2 separate regions of the Homo sapiens genome follow, and region 2 is linked to region 1. A link is an interaction called in ENCODE POLR2A ChIA-PET data of the cell type or tissue named here. Cell type or tissue: Panc1. All regions are shown on one strand. Each heading gives the region's core, and the rest is flanking DNA. Links, peaks and the distances in the headings are about the cores only.

Region 1 (12,232 bases), core at 3,083-7,082:
CACGCCCCCTGCTGTTTTTCCTTTCTTTTGGGATGCTGCCCCAAAAGAAAGACCACCCGCCCGCCCCCCACCTGGGCACCTCCCTGCTCTGCTGGAGGTCCTCAGATCTGTGACTCGTCTCACTCTGGTTTCCTCGTCTAAAAATGGGCCCGATAAGCCCACTTCCAGGGGGTGGTGGACGCCGAATGAGATCAGGTGATACGCGGGAAGTTAATAGGTGACGGATTCCAAGGTCACGCTGCTTCCTCCTCCTTCACCCCCACCAGAAAAGGGCAATGGCCCTCCTTAAGTCCTGGGTTGCTGCTGAGAGATGCGGCTCCCTACCTTCCCTCCAGTCCACCAGGGTCCTGCGGGGCAGGGGAGACATCGGCATAGGCCAGAACCCAGAAAGGCGCGGTAGGCCTACCCAGGCCAAACACCCAGGTGCGATTTTGCAGCATTGGGCAGGGCCTGAAAGAGTTAACTTGACCATCGTTAACCAGGGTCTTTCCTTCCTCTGGGTCATCCAGCTGATTTGGAGGACACTCCAACTTCTGGGGCCTCCCTGTGCTCCCATAATATCCCTGCCCTGCCCCCGCACCCACTGCCTGCACACTCGGATCTGCCGAATCCCGATAAAACATTTGGGGGAGATAAGTGCTGCATATTAATAATTAAGACCACATGCATATTCGCCAACAAAAGAAAAGTTTCAAACCCCCATTCCGGGAACAGCTGCCCGTGTGGGGCCCGGCAGGGCTGTGGAGGCCCACCCCACAGACTCTCTCTTCTAGGAGGACCAGCCAGGGGCTCCTCTCCAAGCCAGTGCCTCCCCCAGCACCAGGGGGCCTGGCCTCCAGAGTGGGCAGGGGGAGTGTGTCAGGGGCGCTGAGCCCAGAGTGGAATGGGGAACGCCAGCACCACCGTGGAGTGGTCCTCACACACCCACAGAGCCCAAACCACCAGGCAGGGTCCCCCAACCCCAACACCAGGCAGGCTCTAGCCACCCTGTCGGTTCCCAATAAGCCATTTATTGAATAAAGATTGAATCCAAAACTCCAGGTTCCAGGGGAGTGTGATTCCTGAGCTCTGGCTGAGGGTAGCCGGGCCGGAAGAACACCCAGAGGGAGTAGCTATCCTCCATGCCCTTCTCCTCTGCAGCACGGGTTGGCGCAAGCTCACCCTGGGCTAAAGGAAGGCTTGCCCTGCCATGCCCCTGCTCAAGGACCTGCCAGGGCTCCCTATGGGCGTTAGTATCTGATCCCATCCCTCTGCCTGGCTTTCAAGGTCCTCTGTCCCACGGGGCCATCCCCGGAGGTCAGACAGGCCTCCTGCTCACACCATGCTCCATGCCCTCCCTGGAGCTGTTCTGTACTGGCCTCCCCACAACTCCCCACCACCCCCACCCTGCCTGGTCATCCCACTAGGTTCACGTCTCGCCTTTAGAAGCAAGCCCCTCTCCACCCTCTGCTATCCGTTTCCTCATCCACGTTTCTCCAGTTATTTCCTGAATGCTCATTATGCCCTAAGCCCCCTGCTAGGGATCCTGAGAATGAAAGACTCAGGTCTTGCCCTCCATGAGCCTGAAACCCAGTGAGGGACGCTGGCCGACGACAAAGGCAACTGTGAGATAAGCCAGGTGCCAAGGAAAAAGGGAGAAGAGGGTGTGTGTCTTGGCAGAGGGGTAGGGCTATCATGCAAGGCTTCCTGGAGGAAGAGAGAGGCTGAAAAACAGCTGGAATTCTTCCAAGTGCAGAAGAGGAGGAGGCTGGACAGTGCCTGGAGGCCCTGCCAGCACTGCCCCTGGCTGACTCCACACACACCTGGGAGGACCAGCCAGGGGCTCCTCCCCAAGCTAGTGCCTCCCCACAGCCAGGGTGGGTCCTACAGGGAGGCAGAGACCTTAGCGGCGCGGGTTCCAATCCTGGCTTTACTGCTCACCACCAAGGTTCCCTTCCTCCCTAATCTGTTTCCTCCCCAGCAAAATGGGATCATGGTCCCAGGCGTCCATTCGAGGTCCTCTCCCCTTGGCAGGAGACGAAGGACACTGAACCCAGCACTCAGCATGGGCTGGCAAACCTAATCAGTGCCCATGGATTATGTTTGCCATCCACTGACTGGTGGACGGATTGAGGACCTTGGAGTTATCTTCCTGAATCTTCCCTCCTTGATGGCAACTCACCTCCGCTCACCAAGGGGTCCAGGAAGGCACCTGACTCTCAGGACCGCTGGCGTCTTGTATGTGTCAATCACCCAACAGACCAGGAATGCATGGCAGTACACACCGCCTCTGCTCCTGCCAGGGCCCTGGCAGGAGCGTGACAAATATTTGTTGTGGAATTAGGTTCTTAAGCGATGACGCTCTGCCCAGGGATCCCAGGGCAGCTCGGCAAGTGGGCGTGCCTCAGCAGGTGCCAGTTGTCCTTCTGTTCCCAGGAAGGGGCTCTTGGGTTCCTAATCAGACGGCACATGGCCGGGAGCAGTGGCTCACGCCTGTAATCCCAGCACTTTGGGAGGCCGAGGCGGGCGGATCACCTGAGGTCAGGAGTTCGAGAGGAACCTGTCCAACATAGAGAAACCCCATCTCTACTGAAAATACAAAATTAGCCAGGCGTGGTGGTGTGTGGCTGTAATTCCAGCTACTCGAGACGCTGAGGCAGGAGAATCACTTCCACCCAGGAGGCAGAGGCTGCAGTGAGCCAACATTGCGCTATCGCACTCCAGCCTGGGCAACAAGAGCAAAACTCTGTCTCAGAAAACAAAACAAAACAAAACAAAACAGAAGACCCAGCCAGGGTCTTGTCTCTGCTTCCAGCGGGGGCAAGCGCTCACCACAGAGAGGCCTGAACCCCATGCGTGCCTACATCACCTCTCGGTCTCCAGGCCCGCCCATGCTACTCATTAAACTAGGCCTTTCTGTTGCAGCCTGTCCTGCAGGTCCCCAAATGTGGGACCTTCCTTCATCCTGCCATCCTAGACCTTGGAATCAGCAGGTGGGTGGCCAAGGACAGAAATTATAAGACCTAGAGCCAGATGCGGTGGCACACGCCTACCGTCCCAGCTACCCTAGAGGCTGAGGCAGGAGGATCTCTTGAGCCCAGGAGTTCGAGGATGCAGTGAGCTTTAGCTTGGGTTACAAAGCAAGACTCCATCTCCAAAAAAATAAATAAATAAATAAAAAGTAATTAAAGAAACAATAAGACCTAGGAGAAAGTGACCTTCAAACCTTCACACTATTTTGATCGTGCACCCTTACCAACAAAAATGATATATGCATAGTTATTTTTAGATTACAAGTTTCCATGACCGCATGAATACATTACTTGCATTATAAAACATTCACGAAAGATAGGCATTTAAAAAGAGCGAGATTTAAATGCTAAGTATAACATTCTCCTCCCTGCCCCAGGGGGGTCATCCTGCATATCCCATTCTAGAGGCCAATGTCAGCAGGACAGCCCTCCCTTCCCCAGCTAGGATGGAGCCCCTCCCCTATGATCCATCCCCCAGCCTCAAGTTCCAACCTTCCTTCTTCCCAAAGACCCCTGCAAACTCTGCCACTATGAAGACCATACTTTTCCTCGTTTCCTGATCCCAGATGTTTTTTTTTTTTTTTTTTTTTGAGACAGAGTCTCGCTCTGTCACCCAGGCTGGAGTGCAGTGGTGAGATCTCGGCTCACTGCAAGCTCTGCCTCCCGGGTTCACGCCATTCTCCTGCCTCAGCCTTCTGAGTAGCTGGGACTACAGGCGCCTGCCACCACGCCCGGCTAATTTTTTGTATTTTTAGTAGAGACAGGGTTTCACCATGTTAGCCAGGGTGGTCTCGAACTCCTGACCTCAAGTGATCCGCCTGCCTCGGCCTCCCAAAGTGCTGGAATTACAGGTGTGAGCCACCATGCCGGGTCTGTCTCAGTTGTTCTATCATCAGCTGGGGAGCCATGCCTGGGGTGCCCAGGGTGCCTCTAACAAGGGCCATCTCTCATCCTCTGCAGGGCCAGCCTGGGAGAGAAATTCATCTGGCTTATGGCACAGGGACAGAAGCAGGCCGGCTGAGGACAAGGTAACAGAAGGGCTAGGGCTTTTAGAAGACAAAGCTTCCTTCACGGATGCAGAAGGAGAATGCTGTTTCTCTGCGCTGGGCAACCTGGGTTTGAATCCCATCTCTGGGATAAGTGTGCAGGGCGCACAGCAGGTGTTCGGCACACAGAGCCCTTACTGAAGATACTGCTCAACAAGGCAGGGTCTGCCTGGCGCTGGCTTCAGGCCCTTGGCAGGGGCTGGGCAGCCACTCTTGCCCATGCCCTGGTGGCCCCGAGATGCCAGCACTCCTCTGGGTGGTTGGGGAACCCACCCAGGGTGGAGGAGGTGGGCAAGGCCTGGGATTCCACATCTCCAGGGCAGCAGACCCCACGGTCTCCAGGGATCTTGTCTGTGCCCAAACTCCTGAGACTTCCCTGTCCTTTCCCACAAGGGCCCTGGCTCTGGTGGCTGCAGAAGTGGGAGGAGGGGATGTGGGGGAGTCTGGGGAAGGCCACCTTCCATGACGCTCTGCCAAGCCAGGAGGAGCGAAGGAATAACCTGGTCCCCGTGCTGGACCCTGGACTCCAGGAAGCAGAGCCCACAGCCGGCTCAGCCTTGGGTCCCCTGCCTCTGTGGAGCTGGCCCTACCCCAGATGGCCACTGTGCCTGAGGCCCGGCATCTGACCCTCTGTCCTCCCTGCCGAGGGGCCAGAACAGAGGCCCCGGCAACAGGCAAGGCGCAGTGCACGGAGCTGACCCCGTGCCTCGGTCCAGGCCTAGCAACAGGAAGTGAGAGGCCAATGCCGGTAAACGAGATCCGAAAGATTAGAGGCCTCGCTGCCGCCCCAAGTTAGAGGACAAGTTCCTGGAAGGAGGAGGAAGCTGCCGCAGTAAATAACGCCAGACCCCAGCGTCCCAGCTGTCAGCAGCCAGTGCGGCCGCAGGCTGGTAGGCCCAGGAGGGAGCAGGTGGGGGCAGAAGGCACAAGGGGGTGCCCTGGTCTCAGCCCAAGCTGGGGACACCTGGAAGGCAGTAGAGGGGTTCCTGAGGGTCCCCCCAGCCCAATCCCTAAGTCCCCATTCCCCTGTCCACACACACCACAGCTTGCAACCGTATCTAAAGACAGAAGCGGGGCCGGGTGCAGCGGCTCACACCTGTCATCCCAGCACTTTGAAAGGCCAAGGCGGGTGGATTACTTGAGAGCAGGAGTTCAAGACCAGCCTGGCCAACATGGTGAAATCCCCTCTCTATTAAACACAAAAATTAGCTGCGTGTGGTGGTCGGTGCCTGTAATCTCAGCTACTGGGGAGGCTGAGGCAGAGAATCGCTTGAACCTGGGAGGTGGAGGTTGCAGTGAGCTGAGATCGCACCACTGTACTCCAGCCTGGGCAACAGAGCATGACTCCATCTCAAAAAAAAAAAAAAAAAAAAAGAAGAAGAAAAAGAAAGAAAAGAAAAAGAAAAGCCAGCCAGCTGCAGTGGCTCATGCCTGTAATCCCAGCACTTTGGGAGGCCAAGTTGGGAGGACTGCTTGAGGACAAGAGTTTGAGACCAGCCTGGACAACATAGCAAGACCTCATGTCTGCAAATAAAATAAAATAGCCAGGCATGGTGGTATGTCCCTGCTACTCTGGAGGCTGAGGCCGGAGGACTGCTTGAGCCCAGGAGGTTGAGGCTACAGTGAGCTATGATCATACCACTGCACTCCAACCTGAGCAAAAGAGTCAGACCTTGTCTCAAACAATAACAACAAAAAAAGACAAACCACAGCACGGGGGAAATTTTTTTTTTTTTTTTTTTTTTTGACAGAGTCTCACTCTGTCACCCAGGCTGGAGTGCAGTAGCTCGATGTCAGCTCACTGCAGCCTCCACCTCCTGGGTTCAAGCAATTCTCCTGCCTCAGCCTCCCCAGTAGCTGGGATTACAGGCATGTGCCACCACGCCTGGCTAATTTCTGTATTTTGAGTAGAGACAGGGTTTCACCACGTTGGCCAGGCTGGTATCGAACTCCTGACCTCCAGTGATCCCCGTCCCTTGGCCTCCCAAAGTGCTGGGATTATAGGCGAGAGCCACCGCAGCTGTACTGTGGGGAAATTTTTTTTTTTTTTTTTTTGAGATGGAGTCTCGCACTGTTGCCCGGGCTGGAGCGCAATGGCTCGATCTCTGCTCACTGCAACCTCTGACTCTTGGGTTCATGTGATTCTCCTGCCTCAGTCTCCCAAGTAGCTGGGATTACAGGCACATACCACCATACCCAGATAATCTTTTGTATTTTTGGTAGATATGGGGTTTCACTATGTTGACCAGACTGGTCTCGAACTGCTGACCTTGTGATCCGCCCGCCTTGGACTCTCAAAGTGCTGGGATTGAAGGCATGAGCCACTGCACCCAGCCCTGGGGTGAAATCTTTGCAACGCACAGAACCCGCAAGGATCAGTATGCTTGCACATACCAACCAGCCTGACCAGTCAATGAGAAAAGACCAGAACATGCTCTTCACAAAGAGGAATTCAAACGGCTAAAACATAAGAAAAGGGGCTGGGCGCGGTGGCTCACGCCTGTAATCCCAGCACTTTGGGAGGCCAAGACGGGTGTATCACGAGGTCAGGAGATCGAGACCATCCTGGCTAACACGGTGAAACCCCGTCTCTACTAAAAATACAAGAAAAATTAGCCGGGCATGGTGGCGGGCGCCTGTGGTCCCAGCTACTCGGGAGGCTGAGGCAGGAGAATGGTGTGAACTTGGGAGGCGGAGCTTGCAGTGAGCCGAGATCGCGCCACTGCACTCCAGCCTGGGCGATAGAGCGAGACTCCGTCTCAAAAAATAAATAAATAAATAAATAAATAATAAAAGGTACTCTCCTTTAGCAGTTAACAGAAAGAGCAGGGCCCAGTGTGGTGGCTCATGCCTATAATCCCAGCACCTTGGGAGGCTGATGGGGGTGGATTGCTTAAGCCCAGGAGTTCAGGCTGCAATGAGCTATGATTGCACCACTGCACTGCAGCCTGGGTGACAGAGCAAGACTCAGTTTCTTCAAAAAAAAAAAAAAAAAAAAAAAAGAGGCCAGGCACGGTGGCTCATGCCTGTAATCCCACCACTTTGGAAGGCCGAGGCAGGCAGATCACCTGAGGTCAAGAGTTCAAGACCAGCCTGGCTAACATGGTGAAACCCCCATCTACTAAAAATACAAAAATTAACCAGGCGTGGTGGTGGGCACCTGTAATCCCAGCTACTCGGGAGGCTGAGGCAGGAGAATCGCTTGAACCCGGGAGACAGAGGTTGCAGTGAGCCGAGATTGCGTCACTGCACTCCAGCCTGGGTGACAGAGTGAGATTCCATCAAAGAAAAAAAAAAAAAAAAGATCAGATTAAAATTGCCAGGAGATATCACCACATATCACAAGGACAGCTAAGATGAAGAAGTCTGATAACACTAGTGTTACCGAGATGGAGAAGTGTGGGAAAGTGGGGGAGGAGGGCATTTCCAGCACTTTGGGAAAGGATTTGGCACACCTAGTAAAGCTGCAGATGAGAGACCCCAGAATCAGCAGCCCCACCGCCAGGCGTCCGCCCTCCCGAAGCAGGCACCTGTGCCCCAGCAGACAGGAATAAGAATGCCCACCAGCACCACCGTACATGGCCAGTCTGGAAACAAAATCCCAAATGTCCCTAAACAGGTAGAATGGAGAAATAAACTATGCTCTAGGGACCCAGTGGAAAAGTACCTGGCAGCAGAGAATAAATGACAGCCACAGCACGGGTGACTCTTGCAAACAGCCTAATGAAGCCAGACATAAAAGGAGACACCCTGATTCGACTTCTGTAAAGTTCACACACAGGCCACACTCAACACTCAACTGCTATTAAGGGATACATCTACGGTGGCAAAATCATAAAGAAAAGCAAGTCCTGGTCATAAAAGTCAGGCCAGGCCAGGCCTGGTGGCTCACATCTGTGATCCCAGAGATTTGGGAGGCAGAGGTGGGAGGACCGCTTGAGTCCAGGAGTTCGAAACCAGCCTGGGTAACATAGTTAGACTCCATCTCAAATCTGTCTATCTATCATCTATCTATCTATCTATCTATGTGTGTGTGTATATATATGTGTATATATATGTATACATATATGTGTATGTATATGTATATGTGTATATATATATGAAGAAGAATGTCAGGGCAGCAGTAACTTCTGCAGAGGGAAGGGTTGTAAATAGGAAGGAAGCTTCTGGAATCCTGGCCATGGTCTATTTCTTTTGTGTGTGTGTGTGTTTGTGTTTGTGTGTATGTGTGTGTGTGAGACACAGTCTTGCTCTGTCGCCCAGGCTGGAGTGCAATGGCACGATCTCGGCTCACTGCAACCTCTGCCTCCCGAGTTCAAGTGATTCTCCTGCCTCAGCCTCCCGAGTAGCTGGGATTCCAAGCGCCCACCACCATGCCTGGGTAATTTTTTGTATTTTTGGTAGAGACGGGGTTTCTCCATGTTGGCCAGGCTGGTCTCGAACTCCTGACTTCAGGTGATCCACCCGCCTTGGCCTCCCAAAGCCCTGGGGTTACAGGCGTGAGCCACCACGCCCCACCATGGACTATTTATTGGTCTGAGTGGCTATGGCACGGGAGTTTATTTTATATGTATTTATTCATAACACTGTACAAATATGCTTCATGAGCATTTCTGTATGCGTGGTAAATTTCTTAATTTTTTAAACAAGCAAGTGTATTTGAGCGCCCATTGTGTTGGGCACTGGGGATGGGCCATGCCGAGCTCCCGCTAGCCCACGGTGAGCTGATGGAGTGCAGGTGAACATCCTGTGGCTTCCTGTTGAAGTCATGCACAGGGTCTCCCCAGCTCTGTAGCCCCCCTGCTCTGCACCTGGCTGGGGAACAGCCCTCACGCCCCCCTCACTCCACCCCCCATTCTCTCCCGGTCTCGCACCCTCATGGCACCTCACTCTGGATTTCCGGAGATGGTGCTGAAGGCGAACCTGGAGAGGGACATCTTTCCCACTAGGGGGTCCCAGTTGGGGAAGTGCAGGGGCTTGGAGGAGCTCCCTCCCTTCCCCTTCCCACCCTCCCAACAGCACACATGACCTTGACACCCAGTGGCCCCCACGTGGGCCAAGTGCATGCCCACCATGGGCCCAGCCAGGCCCCCAGGCCCAGCGCCCTGTCCTTTGCCACCCAGTCCCCCAGGCTGGGAATGATGATGGCAGTGCCGACAACTCCCCTCTGGATCCCAAGCTATCGGGGCTGGGCTTAGGCTAGGGCGCTATAGATCCTGCAGGCTCAGGGCCAAGAGGATGGGATGGAAAGGACATTTCCCCCCCCCCACCCCCCCCACCTGTTTACCAGGACCCAGGGCCGCTATCTCCAGCTGCGATCTGCTGCCTCCCTTTATCTCAGCGGGGCCAGCCCTGGGTTCCCAGCAGCAGCCTCCCCGGCGCGCACTTCCTGCCAGCAGCCCAGCGTTACAGGAATCCGCACACTGAACTCAGCATGTGAGTGTGTGCCCACACCCCAGCGCCTGCGCCTGGGCGGGTGCCAGGGAGCCGGGGGCGCCGTGAAAGGCAGCCCACCTGGGGCTTATGTCGCAAGGCCCCCTCCAGCCAGCCCAGTGGCCTCCCACTGCTCAGGGGAGCCGCAAATCTCTCAAGAAGGCCAGGGAGGGGGCTGTCTTCAGGACCCCCAGACCTGACTCTGAGAGGCTGAGGCCAGGCCAGCCCCTGTTCCTCTGGAATCCTCGCCATGTCCTTCTGCACAGGGGTCTCACACCCTGGGGGGTGTGCACACTTCTGCCTGGGGGGTCCCAGGGGCAGGGGATGGCGAACCACATGTCCCTCCATTGTCAGTCACCTGGCTGGTGTTTACTGAGTCCTGTGGTCCTGGCACTGGGCTAGGCATGCAGGACACACCAAAGGAGGAGGGCGTCTGGGCCCTGCAGGCACAGGGCATCAGCCACACGGAGAAGTCAGAGGAGTAAACAGGCAGCTGTGACCCGTGCGCAGTGGGAAGAAAAGGTGCTATAGGCAGCACAGGAGGAGGGCTACCTCCATCCCCCACTGGGCTGGGCCAGGAGGGCTTCATGGAGAATGAGGCGTCTCAGCTAAGATCTGAAGACTTAGAAGGTGGTGACCAGGGATGCGTGCCGACGGTTGGGGGTTTTCCAGACAGAATGCAGGTGCAGAGGTCTCGGGGTGAAAGAGAGGCCAGCGCATTCGGGAACAGAAGTGTTGCAAGCCAGAGTGTGGGGCGGGGAGGCGTCTGGGAGGCAGAAGGGCTGGATCCCACAGAGGCCAGGGAGGAAGCCCCGCCGAGGGGCCCCACTGCACCCACGGACAGAGGAGCTCAGAAGTTTGGGAAGGGCTGGGCTGCAGGGGTCAGTCCTGGGGGGCAGGGGCTCAGGAGAGAAGGGAGCAGCTGGCATGTGGGGGTGGGGCCAGCCTGCGTTGGGGCAGGAGATGACCCCAGGACCTCCAGTGATGGTGACCCTTCTAGTGAGAATGTCAAGAAGAACTGCAGAGAGGGGAGGGAAGAGGGTCAGTGCTGGGACAGGGGTGGGGGCAAGTAGAGTTGGCTCCACAGAGGGCTTTGGGCTTCTCATCCCAGCCTGGGAACTGCGGCCCGTCCCCAGCTTACCAGCAAGACAACTCAGATCTCAGTTGCAGCCAGGGTCACACACACACACGTGCGCACACACACATGCACACACACACACACACCCATGTACACACGCATGCACACACACACATGTAGGAGCCCAGACAACCCCCCAGAGGCCAAGCTGGGGTCATGGGGTCCACCTGCCACAGGCCTCACTGCACCTTTCCGTGTGAGAGCCCACCCTTCTTGCTCCTCCACACTGTCAGACCCCACTGGGACAAGGCAGGGCTGGCCCAGGTGACCCGGGGACTAGATAGGAGGACCCAGAAGAAGGAAACTGTTCTGCCCCAGGTTCCCCCAGGGAGAGGCCACCTATCTGGGGAGACAGCTCTGATTTGGGAGAAAGGGAGAAAGGCCCTGTTGGGTGACCAGCTGTGCCTCTCGGGCAGGGTCCTCGGGCCTCTGTGACCCCAGCCTCCCTGCCCATCCTTCCACTGCAAAGCCGCTGGGACCATTGGCAGGGAAGCTGCAGAGGGCAGGCTTTGCAGACTGCGAAGCTTGGCAAACAGGAGGCCATTCTGTGATTCTGCCATAGCTCGAGGGGCCGGGGGTCCATTTGTTTGTCCCCCTTCTCCCCTGAGCGCTGCTATCCCTGCCCCCAGTCCCTGCCCCGCCAGACCACCTCCTTTCCTTCCCACAGAGGCCTCCGTTCCCCGCCCCCTACTTCCCAGCAGAAGGTCTGGAGCCAGACAATGAGATAAGGGGCTTGTTTTCTAAGGGCAGGAATTTGGTGCAGATTGTGGGTCAGGCCCAGAAGGGCTCTGGGGAGGGGAAGGCAGCAAGCCTGTCCATCACATGGGTGTCCTTGGGACCACTGACCCTGCGGGTACTTACAATTCCCACCAAGCTGAAGGAAGAGAGATGGAGAGCCCCTGAGAGGTCATCAGGCCCCGGATGTAGCTTTTGGGCTCCATCCCCACCCCTGCTCACTTCCCCAGCCACGCTGGCCCTCAGGGCCACAAACGCAGCAGCTCCTCTCTACCCAGAGGCTTCACCCCTGCTATCCCTCTGTCCAAAGTCGGCTCCATCTTCGAAGCTCAGCCTAATCACTGCTTCCTCCAAAAAGCCTGCCCTGCTGCCTGGACTGGGACTGTTAGAGCTGCTTCCTCGCTGCCATCCTCTCACGGCCAGCATCTTGTCCCCCACCCCTGGGACCTGAGCTCTGGAGGGCAGGCCACCTCTGCTCGCCCTAAGTCCCCAGGCCTGACCTGGAGCTGGCCTGTGGTAAAGGCCTGGCCATGACTGATCTAGGATGGGTGTCCTCCTCACCAAGGGCCACCCTCACCAGACGCTTGGCCCAGCAGCTGTGGCCCCTCCTGGATCTTTCTCCTATGGGGGACAGAAAGAGGAAGAGGAGCCGCTGAGTGGCAATGGGTGCCTGTGCTCCCTGTGTGGGGGAAGGGCACCCCACAGTCTAGACTGTGTCAGAGTTCACCCCAAAGCCCCCGGGCCCTCAGAGTTCCAAGCTGGGATCAGTAACGACAATGATAATAACAGCCACAGCTGGGCAGGTCGTGATGGCTCACGCCTGTAATCCCAGCACTTTGTGGGGCTGAGGGAGAATCACTTGGGCTCAG
Region 2 (12,232 bases), core at 2,202-6,201, 200 kb after region 1:
GCTGGAGTGCAGTAGCACAATCTTGGCTCACTGCAACCACCGCCTCCCGGGTTAAGGGGTTCTCATGCCTCAGTCTCCTGAGTAGCTGGGACTACAGGCACGCAACAACATGCTCGGCTAATTTTTGAATTTTTAGTAAGGACAGGGTTTCACCATGTTGGCCAGGCTGGTCTCGAACTCCTGACCTCAAGTGATCCCCCCGCTTCAGCCTCCCAAAGTGCTGGGATTACAGATGTGAGTTACCGTACCCAGTCTTTACAATTTTCTTAATAATGTCTTCTGTTCTCTAGCTTATCTTATTGTATAAAACTCTGAAGGCATAAAAAGTATGTGTTAACTGACTGCTATCAATAAGGCTTCTGGTCAAGTAGTTAAGTTTTTGGGAAGTCCTAAGTTATACTTTTGGTAACCCTAATCCCAAACTGTTCAAGGGCCAACTGCATTATCTACAGGCACAGAAGAGGTTATGAAACCAGGCAATAAGAAGGATTTCCCCACGCCCTTCACACTTCAGTACAAAAAACATTTTATATTGCATAGGTCAATTTTATTTTTCCAAATAAACTCAAATTCTAATCTTTTGCTTCTGCCATAAGCTCACCTGACACTGTTGATATGTTGACAGCTTGTATCAGTTGTAATTTTCATATAGATACATTTTGCTCAGACAGAAATATAAATATTTTAAGTCATAACTGTAGCAAGCATGTGACTGTGTGCAAGAGAAAAACTTACAGTATAAAATGCAAATAGTTAACCATCAATTTTACATTGTTTGGCCTCAACATGGATATTACAATATCAATTACAAAATGTATTAATTTTCTGACTAAAAATAGCATGGAATCAGTTCCCTTGATACTCTTATTCTAAGAAAATGCAGTAAGAATGATTAATAACAAAAGGACACGCAACCTAAAAATCATTTTAAATTACAAGCTCTATGCTGAGGAATATATTATGCAAATAGTTACCAATAACAGGGGAGTTAGTCCTAACCAGTTATCGCCAGCAATTGCTAACTATAATATTACCTTTAATTACACAAAAGACAATAATATATATTGGGAGAAGTAGTTTTACAAATTGAAAGGACAAAATTAAATCAGAGACGTTAACATAGCTAATAAAAATTATCAAGGTTTTAGTAAGCTAAAATAACTCATGTGTTGCTAAAGACCAATTAGCTATAAAAATACTAATTTACTGTAGGTAATTAAATAATGAACTCACCTAGAATTTGTTTATCATCTCTAGACCTCCATCTCTTTGAGAAGGCAATAGGTATTACAAATTATTTAATTAAGTCAAAACTAAGGATAAATACTAAGATTGTGGTAAGCATAGTTCATTGATTTTTATAAAGAATTTAAAATTCCTCTTAAAGGCAGGAGAAATGTCTAGTAAGTATTTTCATGGAGAAGGCAAACGACTTGCAAGCATCATGTTTCAAAATCTTAGAAATGGAAGAACACTTGCTTACTCAAAAAAATTAAAAAACCAAATATTTCCATTTTGATATTTATTTAATAGAGATGGGGTCTTGTTACGTTGCCTGGGCTGAAGTGCAGTGGCTGTTCTTAAGTGTGATCATAGTGCGCTGCAGCCTCGAACTCCTAGATTCAAGCGATCCTCCTGCTTCTGAGTAGCTGAGATTACAGATGCCTGCCCCCACACCTGGCCCAGTATTTTCATTTTCAGTTGAATCTGGCAAGACTATAATTTACCTACAATGCCATCCTAACAGAAACACTAGGATGTACCATCTGACACTCTAAAGGTTCTAGAAGAGATGCTAAAAACTGAAATGCAATAGAAAATTTTGATGCAAAACAAGTATTTTCAGCACACAGAAAATGATTTTAAGTACATAGAATTAAAATAATCTCCACTGTTAAGTGTTTATCATCAGAGTGAATTTGGCATCTTTTTGTTAATAATTTATAGGGATTCTTTTAAAGTTAGAATTGATGAGGTAGAACAAATTTCTTACATTTAAAATACTGATATTAAACTTTTAAAAATGATCCTTCAAATACTACTGCTTTTTGCAGAATATTTCCGTACTATGGGGTCTTAGAATCGTTACCTCCCTTCAATTTCTTCAAATTAACAAACAGAGATGGGGATAATAAAACACAGCCAGGATATGTAGTTTTCATTCAATTTTAAAATATACATTCTTCATCTTTCCTTCAGAATGGAGAAAACAGAGTGCATCTGGAAGCTGGGTATAAAAATGAGCAGCAGACAGAGAAAAGGCCAAGAAATAGGACCAAGAAACAGAGAATCTTTCTCTCACTGAACATTGTTAAGCACATCACATCTTAAGCACTACAGATAATTAAGTCAGTGGATGAAATTCTTTCCTCTATGAAATAAGAAATTAATTATAGCTTGTTCCACAGATGCCACTTACATAGCTTTATAAGTGTGATGGGCAGTCCTTTTTGGGAGGAAAGTTTTAGTTAAAAGGTGGCCAATTGTAATTAATTAAGAGTATATGATAAAGGACTAGGCCAGGCATGGTGGCTCACTTGAGGTGGATCACTTGAGGCCAGGAGTTTGAGACCAGCCTAGCCAACATGGTGGCACACACCTGTAGTAGTACCCACTACTCAGGAGGCTGAGGCACCAGAATTGCTTGACCCTGGGAGGCAGAGGTTGCAGTGAGCTGAGATCGTGCCACTGCACTCCAGCCTGGGCGACAGAGTTAAGACTCTGTCTCAAAAAAAAAAAAAAAAAAAAAGATAAACGATTAAAAATGCAATCGATCAGGCATTTATTGAGTGCTTGCTATGTGCTTGGCTTTTTAAGGTACTGACCTAAATATTAATGAGATGAGATTTTTTACTCATACCAACGGCCTTTAAACTTAATGCAAATTTACTATGATGGCTGGTTGGGTACTTGCTTATGGAGGAACAGAGCAGAATTGATAGCTGTAAGATCAATAAAACTTTCTTATCTGAAATCAAGATGGGTCTTTGTACAATGAAACTTTATATAGAAGAGTTTGCTCATTATACAAGAGTACAGTCAGATGGCAAAGTATCCTACTTTTCTGAAAGCCTTTGTGGTGGGCATTTGACACTTCCATTCCAAAGTCAGGGGACTCTGTTTGAGGGTTACAGATTCGGGGTCCCTTCTAGAAACTGACCACGGGCCTTGAGCTGCACAGTAACTTCCCTTAGAACAGCTTCTTCTGCCTGCCTTATTGAGTCATCATGTGAAGTATTAGAAAAGGAAAACCATCTTATACAGTTTTGATTTCACGATACTAATACAGATTTTAATGGGCTAACTCTTTCCTACTGCTATCGGTGGCGGGGGGCACACTATATTTTCTTTTTCTTTTTTTTTTTTTTTTTGAGACAGGGTCTCCTGTTGTCCAGGATGGAGTGTGGTGGTGCAACCACAGCTCACTGCAGCCTTCACCTCCCTGGGCTCTGGTGATCCTCCTGCCTCAGCCTCTTGAGTAGCCGGGACTAGAGGCGTGTGCCACTATGCCCAGCTAATTTTTGTATTTTTTGTAGAGACGTGGGTCTCACTAGGTTGCCCAGGTTGTTCTCAAACTCCAGGGTTCAAGCAACCCACCTGGCTCAGCCTCCCAAAGTGCTGGGATTACAGGCGTGAGCCACTGTGTCCGGCCTCACACTGTATTTTCAACTGTCTTCATCATTTATCTATTTTGAATTGAAGGTACCTAAAGCTAAGGCCTTTGCATGTGGGGTTCACACGTCTCACGCCACGGACTTGCACTGAGAAGCATCTCTTCCTACTTCCGTAGCAGGCTCCCAACTCCCCAGTCCTTGCTGAAGTCCAGCCCCACTTACCAAACCCCTCAAACACAGGAAAGCAAAAACAACCCAGCCAAATCCAAACCCAAGAAAAATCCCACATCCACAAAAAGCACAGATCACTCAGATAATTTCTCTTTTAGTAACTACTGCATAGTGCTTAAAATAGAATTACTTCTGGCTGCAGAGGTCAATGGGATCTATTTCCGAAGTTATGTGAAAACAGCTGAGCTGTAACAGGATCTTGCTGATTCACTCCATCTGCAGGTGACTGTCTTTTGGTGTAGTTTTTATACTAAAGAATGATAAACTTCCTAGGACAGGAGTCTGGAAGGAAGGCCACTGCTCTCTGGCTTCTGCTGCTAATGAGACTTATAGAAACAATACACGTCTCATCTTTTTAGGTAGAAGCTTCCTAAATCTAATTTTTTCCAAGTTTTAGTTTAGTGAATTGGAGATATGCCTCTTCCATGATTAATGCACACAACCTCTGGTTTTATATTTTATAAGATGATAATTGTTTCAGAAAACTAAGTTTTAAAGCAAATATCACCAGATTAAGTACCCACATGCAAAGTAAAGTGTGCCTCTGGCTAGAGCCTTTGCCGACTTGTAGGAGCCCACAGTGGTCACCACCAGCACAGCTGGAATCCCTGCTATGGCTGAGATACATCTCTGAAGAGCTGCAAATAGGCAGCAAAATGAACACACAACAAATTCTAGACTAAGATCAGTATTAGCAGTATACTGCCTGCCAGTTTTCTGATTGGCATATGTAATGATATTTTACTTCTAGCCATTGTTGGAAGACACAGTAAGATGTCACTACCCCACTGCTGCTGGTTTAGCTTGGATCAACTGTATAATGGCCTTCATATTTGACTCTAAAATTATCTACATTTCAGTGAAATCTGAGTTCAGAGATGAAATCCCTGGAAGTTCTTCTTCAATCTCATTGTTAGATTCAGAGCCAACTATGAGGCTCCATTACTCACTAAATGGTTTTGTTAATTAATATTCAATGTTCTCTTGTGTGTCTGCAAGTTGGTTTTTAAGTGTCCCAGAATATTATGTCTGAGTATGCGAGGTAATCATGTTGCTGAGTATTTTTAGGATCTGCTTTCATTCCCTTAGAACACACATAAATGCTATGTTTGCACTTTCTCCCTTTCTGCCACATCCCACTAACTGGTAAAACAGCAGACTGATTTTATGACGACTTAATAGCTTTGTATGCACAGCAGAGCGCAAGGTAGCAGGTCCTGCAATTCTGGCTCGCACCAGAGACTGAGTAATTGAGGCAATGTTCGAGGAGTGTCAAGTGCGGCCTCTGGAGCCCTTCTCAGGCAGCCTACAATTTCTGATAAAAAGGCAGGCACAGGGATATTTCTCTGGACTAATACTGTTGTTTTATCTCCAGAATGAACCTGAACCAGGTCCAGACAATCCAGTTTAGGAAGCTATACTGCATTTCCTAAAATACTACCAGTTTTCCTCAGGCTCACAGAAAACTAATTAATATCAACAAGCATAGGACAAAAATGATTGTACTGTAGCATTCGTTCCTTTAAAACAACACACACACACACACAAAAATGTAATTCAGAAATCATATTTTATAAGACAGGAGAGATCAATACCCTTAAGTGGTAATGATCCACAACTTAAAACCCAAACTCTGACATAAGTGAAAATTCTATAAATTCAGCATAGGTCAACCTATGCTGAATAAAACCTAAAAACACCAACTTTAAAAATAGCAGAAACTTCATGAAGTAGTCACAAGTGGAAGGCTTTTGTCTGGGAATCCCAGTAGCTATGGAAAGCTGCGCAGGCATTCAAGCCAGTGGGCAGCACGGCCCAGCAGGTGCTGAGACTGCTGCTGCCCTTGCTGACCCTGACTGCCCAGATGGCACAGTCCCCAGAGAGGAGGGCAAGGGGCTGCCACCGGGGGTAATGCCACTCCTGCATGCTGTCACCTCTATGAAGGGAACTGGTGTGGAACTGTTACTTCTACAGGCTCAAATAATAGCTTGGTCTAACAAGTTTGGAGAGTGAAAGGCTATGATTACTTGTAATTCTTAAGGGTGATGAACTTTGCTCTCACTGCAAAAGAAGGCTTGGTTCATGTCTGAGAGTTAAACATCACAGGTAATACAGGGCAGGAATAATACTCAGTGTAGCCACTTTATGCCAGTGGTAGAAAAAGAGATTAATGTTATAAATGAAAAAAATGAACAAATAACCCCATATGTTGTACAATATACTAAACTTAACATACTTTCAGCATGTGAGCACACTTCCACATGGAAAAAAATTTGTGTAACTTTTTATTTGTCTCTTTTAATTGGTAAAACTAGATTTGCAACTGCTCCTATAGTATTGCTACACCTACAAAGAGCACACGCATGCACAGGCTGCAAAAGTTGCAGGGGAGAACAGAGTACAGAAACACTCTGTTAAGGTGTAGCAGTTACAGCACATTTTTCTTCTTTATATTTGGTGATAATATGTGCAATTTGTTTAAAAAAATCTATAAATATTTTTCATATAAAAGAGAATTATTTTGGCCCTTTTAACTGAACAAGAATGCCTTTCTCAGCATGAAGCTCCCATGTTTTGGCTACTAAAAACAAGTTAAAAGTAGTTTCTGGGCCAGGCGTGGTGGCTCACGCCTGTAATTCCAGCACTTTGCGGGGTCGAGGCTGGCTGATCACAAGGTCAGGAGACCGAGACCATCCTGGCTAACATGATGAAACCCCGTCTCTACTAAAAATACAAAAAAAATTAGCCGAGCGTGGTGGCGGGCACCTGTAGTCCTAGCTACTCGGGAGGCTGAGGCACGAGAATGGCGTGAACCTGGGAGGCGGAGCTTGCAGTGAGCTGAGATTGTGCCACTGCACTCTAGCCTGGGCAACAGAGCAAGACTCTGTCTCAAAAAAAAAAAAAAGTAGTTTCTGGGCCGGCCATGGTGGTTCATGCCTGTAATCCCAGCACTTTGGGAGGCTGAGGTGGGTGGATCACTTGAGGTCAGGAGTTCCAGACCAGCCTGGCCAACATGGTGAAACCCCATCTCTACTAAAAATACAAAAATTAGCCAGGCATGGTGGTGATCGCCTGTAATCCCAGCTACTTGGGAGGCTGAGGCAGGAGAATCGCTTGAACCCGGGAGGTGGAAGTTGCAGTAAGACGAGATTGTGTCACTGCACTCTAGCCCAGGCAACAGAGTAAGACTCTGCCTCAAGAAAAAAAAAAAAAAGTAGTTTCTGGCCAGGCATGGTGGCTCACACCTATGATCCCAACACTTTGGGAGGCCAAAGTGAGAGGATGGCTTGAGGCCAGGAGTTTGAGACCAGCCTGGGCAACATAGCAAGACTCTGTCTCTAAAAGAAAAAGTTTCTAAGGATCACGTATCAAAGGGGAGAGATCCCCCAACAAATGCAATGTGGTTCTAACCTCTGTAGGGTGTCATGGATGTAATATTTTAGAAATGTCAGCAGGTCATGGTATATATTACACATCTGAGACTTCACCATCTCCCTCCCACATATGTACCCTTGGAAAGCTACTTAATCTCCTAGGTCTCATTTGTAAAATGAGGCCCAAGGAGCTGTAAAAATCCAATGAGGTGATCCATAAAAATGCTCCATACATGACTGCCAACCATGGCCAGACCACATTTATTGCACGACTCCAGTGCCAGGCATAGGGCCCTCTGTAGCCTGAACTCTTCCAGGAGTTGGCATTCAAATTGGGACTATCCACTAAGGGTGGATGGGACACACAAGCCAATTTAAAATAGTCATGGGCTGCATAATGACGGTTTGGTCAACTGACTGCGTACAGGACAATGGTCCCCTAAGATTATATATAATGGAGCTGAAAAATTCCCATCACCTAGTGACGCCATACCCATCATAATGTAGCGGAATGCATTCCCCACGTGTTTGTGGTGATGCTCGTGTAAACAAACCTACTGTGCGGCCAGTCACAGCAAGGTCTAGCACACACAACTGATGATGCTGATACAAGACTATGTTACCAGTTTATGTCTTTACTGTACTTCCTGTTATTGGATCTCCAATGGGACAACGTGTGGAGGTGGACAACAGTGATACTGAAGATCCCGGCCCTGTGTAGGCCTAGGCTAACGTGTGCGTTTGTGTCTTAGTTATCAAAAAAGTTTAAAAGGTACAAAAAAAAAGCTCATAGAATAAGAATATAAAAAATACTTTTGTGAAGCTGTACAATGTGTGTTTTAAGCTAAGTGTTACTGAAGAAAGTATCTTTTAATCTTTTAATAAATGTAGTGTGGCCTAAGCGTACAGTGTTCACCAAGTCTACAGCAGTCTACAGTGGTGCGCAGTACTCTGCAGTGGTGTACAGTGCTGAACTCTACTTTGCAGTGGTGTACAGTAGTCCGCAGTGGTGTATGGTAGCGTACAGTAGTCCGCAGTGGTGTATGGTAGCGTACAGTAGTCCGCAGTGGTGTATGGTAGCATACAGTAGTCCGCAGTGGTGTATGGTAGCGTACAGTAGTCTGCAGTGGTGTATGGTAGTGTACAGTAGTCTGCAGTGGTGTATGGTAGCGTACAGTAGTCTGCAGTGGTGTATAGTAGTGTACAGTAGTCTGCAGTAATGTATAGTAGTGTACAGTAGTCCACAGTAGTCTCCAGTAGTGTACAGTAGTCTGTAGTAGTCTGCAGTGGTGTATAGTAGTCTACAGTAGTCTGCAGTAGTCTCCAGTAGCGTACAGTAGTCTGCAGTGGTGTGCAGTAGTCTGCAGTGGTGTATACTAGTCTACAGTAGTCTGCAGTGGTGTATAGTAGTCTACAGTAGTCTGCAGTGGTGCGCAGTAGTCCACAGTGATGTACAGTGCTCTGCAGTGGTATACAGTGGTGAACTCTACTTTGCAGTGGTGTACAGTAGTCTGCAGTGGCGTGCAGTAGTCTGCAGTAGTATACAGTAGTCTGCAGTGGTTTACAGTAGTCTGCAGTGGTGTATAGTAGTGCACAGTACTCTGCAGTAGTCTCCAGTAGTGTACAGTAGTCTGCAGTGGTGTGCGTAGTCTGCAGTAGTGTGCAGTAGTCTGCAGTGGTGTGCGTAGTCTGCAGTAGTGTGCAGTAGTGTCCCAAGCCTTCACATTCACTCACCACTAACTCACTGACTCACCCACAGCCACTTCCAGTCCTGCAAGCTCCACTCATGGTAAGTGCCCTATACAGGTGCACCATTTTAAATATTTTATACCATATTTTAATGTCCCCTTTTCATGTTTAGATATATAAATACTTACCATCGTCCTACAACTGCCTACAGTATTCAGTACAGTAATATGCTGTGCAGGTTTGTAGCCTAGGAGCAACAGGCTGTACCGTATAGCCTAGGTGAGCAGGAGGCTATGCCATCTAGGTTTATGTAACTATACTTTATAATGTTAACACAATGCTGAAATTGTCTGATGACACATTTCTTAGAATGTATCACCATTGTTAAGCTATGCATGACTGTATTAATTCTGTTCCTGGAGCTTTTTTGTTTGTTTGTTTAAAGAAATGGGGTCTCGTTATGTTGCCCAGGCAGGCTTTGAACTCCTGGGCTCAAGCCATCCTTCCACCTCAGCCTCCCAAGTAGCTGGGATTACAGGTGGGGGCTCTCAGATCACTTTCTGCATACCTTTACTATAATGCTAATTAAACTCTATTAAATTTGATATTACTAGCCTGTCCCACTAGACTATTCCTTACTTAGGAATAATCTTATTTTTCTTTCTTTCTTTTTTTTTTTTTGAGACAGAGTTTCGCTCTGTCGCCCAGGCTGGAGTGCAATGGCCCCATCTCAGCTCACTGCAACCTCCGCCTCCTGGGTTCAAATGATTCTCCTGCCTTCACCTCCTGAGTAGCTGGGATTAGAGACATGCGCCACCATGCCCGGCTAATTTTGTATTTTTAGTAGAGATGGGGTTTCACCTTGTTGGTCAGGCTGGTCTCGAACTCCTGACCTCAGATGATCTGCCCGCCTTGGCCTCCCAAAGTACTGGGATTACAGGCATGAGCCACCACGCCCGACCTAATCTTATTTTTCAAATCCCTTCATTTTCCTTCTTCCTGCTTCTCCTTATCCCCCCAAGTACTTTATAAAATGTAAGGGCCTAGAAATATTAGTCATATATTAGTAAACAATTGGAATCACAAATTCAAGTACTCCAAGGAACCAGTCAGTTAACGTAAACAGGCCCAGCGTAAGAACAGCAGCGCAAGCTTGATGATGCTCAGTGGCTACTGATCAAAAGCCTCAGTGTTGGGAACCGTCAGGGGTCGGGGGGCAACGTGACATGGTATGGAGAAAATGCACAGGCCCTTATGAAGGCAAGTGGCTCTGACTGACTGCTGCCATGTGAATCCAATGTCAGACTTTTCAGGTTTCCAAAGGAAGCCAGAAATCTGGAATTTAATATAAAACATTTGCATTAAAAAAATGCCAATTCACAGAAAAAATGTGGGCCAAAAAGGCACATTTGTGGGACTAGGTGCAGCCCACGGACCACTGATTTTTGACCTCTGGTTTAGTGACACTGATGCGTTAGCTGGAGGCTAAAACTGTCTTGAGGATCCATAAAGGATTCCTGATGTGGCAGCCTCAGAGAGGTACACAAGTGAACCACCAAGAAGTCTACGAGGAGGCTGGAGGGCCCAGCTGGTGGGCCAGGGGAGGTCCTGTAGGGCAGTCATAATTGAATTAATGCAGCAGGCAGGACATTCTCCTGTTGAACGCTTATGACAAAAACCAAAAAGGTGCCCAAATGCCCAGGCTGCCCTACACAAGATGGTGATTCCCCAACTCCAGTGGCCCCCGCATGCAGACCTTCTGGGCTTACTGTTTCCTCCCTGCACCATCACTGCCCAACACTACGTATATACTTTAATTCGTGTGTTGTTTGCCACCCTCACTAGATCTAGACCCCTCCATGGCAGGGTTTTGACTGTTTTGCTTCCTGCAGTTTCCCCAGCTACTAGAGTACAGCCTAGTACATGGCAGGTCCCAATAAATTCACTGTGTATGGTGATCTCTGGGCCCTGACATTGCCCAGCAACCCTCCAGGGGCCCCAGTCAAGTCAGTTCTCTGTTCCTGTCCTCTACATGGGCTAATGCATGCTCCCTCTCTACTCGTGCTGCTGCTCCTAGCCAGCCCTCCTCCACTCTGGGCTAGTATTCACACTCCCAGAGAGAAAAGAACCCCAGAAGGTGGCCTTGGCCCTCTGGCCATGACAGCCTGGCCCACCTGTGCAGCGCTCTTTCCTGCTCCTTGCTTCACGAGATGGATGAAGTGCCCTTGTCCTGCTGGACACAGGGATCTCTTCCCTCTTCATTCATTCTCATCTCCACTTGTTCCTTTCTAACAGCTCTGAAACATGCTCACGACTTTGCCACCTTAAAATCTCTCTACTCTGGACCTTGCCCCTCTGGCTGAGAACTGGTCTTCCGTATCTGGGACCTTTTATTGTCCTCACTGGACACTTGGAGCTCTGTGCCTCCTGCTGTGCTCATGGGCATGTCAGTGAACTGACACAGTCATCTGCCAACTTGCCCAAGTTCTGAACCATGTCTATCCTATCTTCTTTGCTCCTGTATCCAAATGGTTACGAAATCTTGGAATCATGCACTGTCATTGCTTTCAAATCCATCATCTCCACCCCAGGCCACCACCGCCACCACCAAAACATTCGCTTGATGTTCTACTGAGTGTGCTTAATATATTTTTTTCTTGAATAGAAAACCACCAGAGGATCCTACTTTGCTCTCACTGGATAATCTTTAGATACAATATTGCACGGTGATAGGGAACTTAAATTATTTTAATGCTATTTGCTATAAAAAACACTACTCGGAGTATTCATGAATATATAATGAGAATAAGCTTTTTTTTTTTTTTTTTTACTTGTAAAGAAACATGAAATACCTTTCCTACCTGGACCAAGCAACGGTGATCGATTCAGCTGAGTACCGGCCTGGTGCGGGGGCGGCGTCTCGACCCTGTGTGTGGTGTTGCTCGTGGTAGTGGTGGTGGTGGTGGTGGTATTGGTCGTGGTACTGCTCTGGATGACCGGGTTGTTTCTATCCCACATGTTTACAGTTTTATTGTTATAGTTGCTTGGGTCCCCCCAAGCTGAGGTACCATCATCAATTTCCATTTTGCGGCGAATGGACGGTGGAGAGGGTTCTTCCCAGCCAGTTGCTTCACTGCTGTCCTTCTGTTTGACCGGTACCGGCCCCCCGATCCACCCTGTTCCTGTCTGTTTCACAGAAGCAGCTCCTCCCCAGTTACTCACATTGTTGTCTTGGGGTTTGCTAGCCCAGTTCTGTTGGGGGCCAGGTTTTAAAGTCTCCCCCCAGTTTGTACCTGGATTGGCCTTTGTATTTGTGCTGTTGCC

Evidence for each region. ChIA-PET counts read pairs that join two places held together with the same protein. Peaks named below come from ENCODE experiments on the same cell type or tissue, not always from the same donor. Only the 100,000 strongest peaks of a DNase experiment are listed, where the experiment ranks them.
Region 2: POLR2A ChIA-PET joins it to region 1 with 6 read pairs; 4 of 35 experiments call an interaction of 5 or more read pairs at or near these places.

The regions. Positions count from the first base shown.
Region 1 is chr17:78,255,962-78,268,193 of GRCh38, reverse strand. LINC01993 (long intergenic non-protein coding RNA 1993) reads left to right here. Exons shown (of 7, transcript NR_073178.1): 5 at 1,961-2,217; 6 at 3,972-4,947; 7 at 6,281-6,845. It also overlaps the pseudogene THA1P. Among named protein-coding and RNA genes, the nearest start is that of LINC01993, 16 kb to the left of the region's middle. RefSeq lists enhancers at 1-230, 231-954, 8,949-9,118, 8,664-9,528, 9,851-10,170 and 1 more, a silencer at 9,391-9,440 and cis regulatory regions at 9,091-9,679, 11,179-11,637. In Panc1, for the core only: no CTCF peak of the experiment used is centred there; no DNase peak of the experiment used is centred there; H3K27ac peaks cover 587 bases.
Region 2 is chr17:78,050,986-78,063,217 of GRCh38, reverse strand. It overlaps TNRC6C (trinucleotide repeat containing adaptor 6C), which reads right to left. Exons shown (of 23, transcript NM_001142640.2): 5 at 11,770-12,232. Among named protein-coding and RNA genes, the nearest start is that of TMC6, 72 kb to the left of the region's middle. In Panc1, for the core only: no CTCF peak of the experiment used is centred there; no DNase peak of the experiment used is centred there.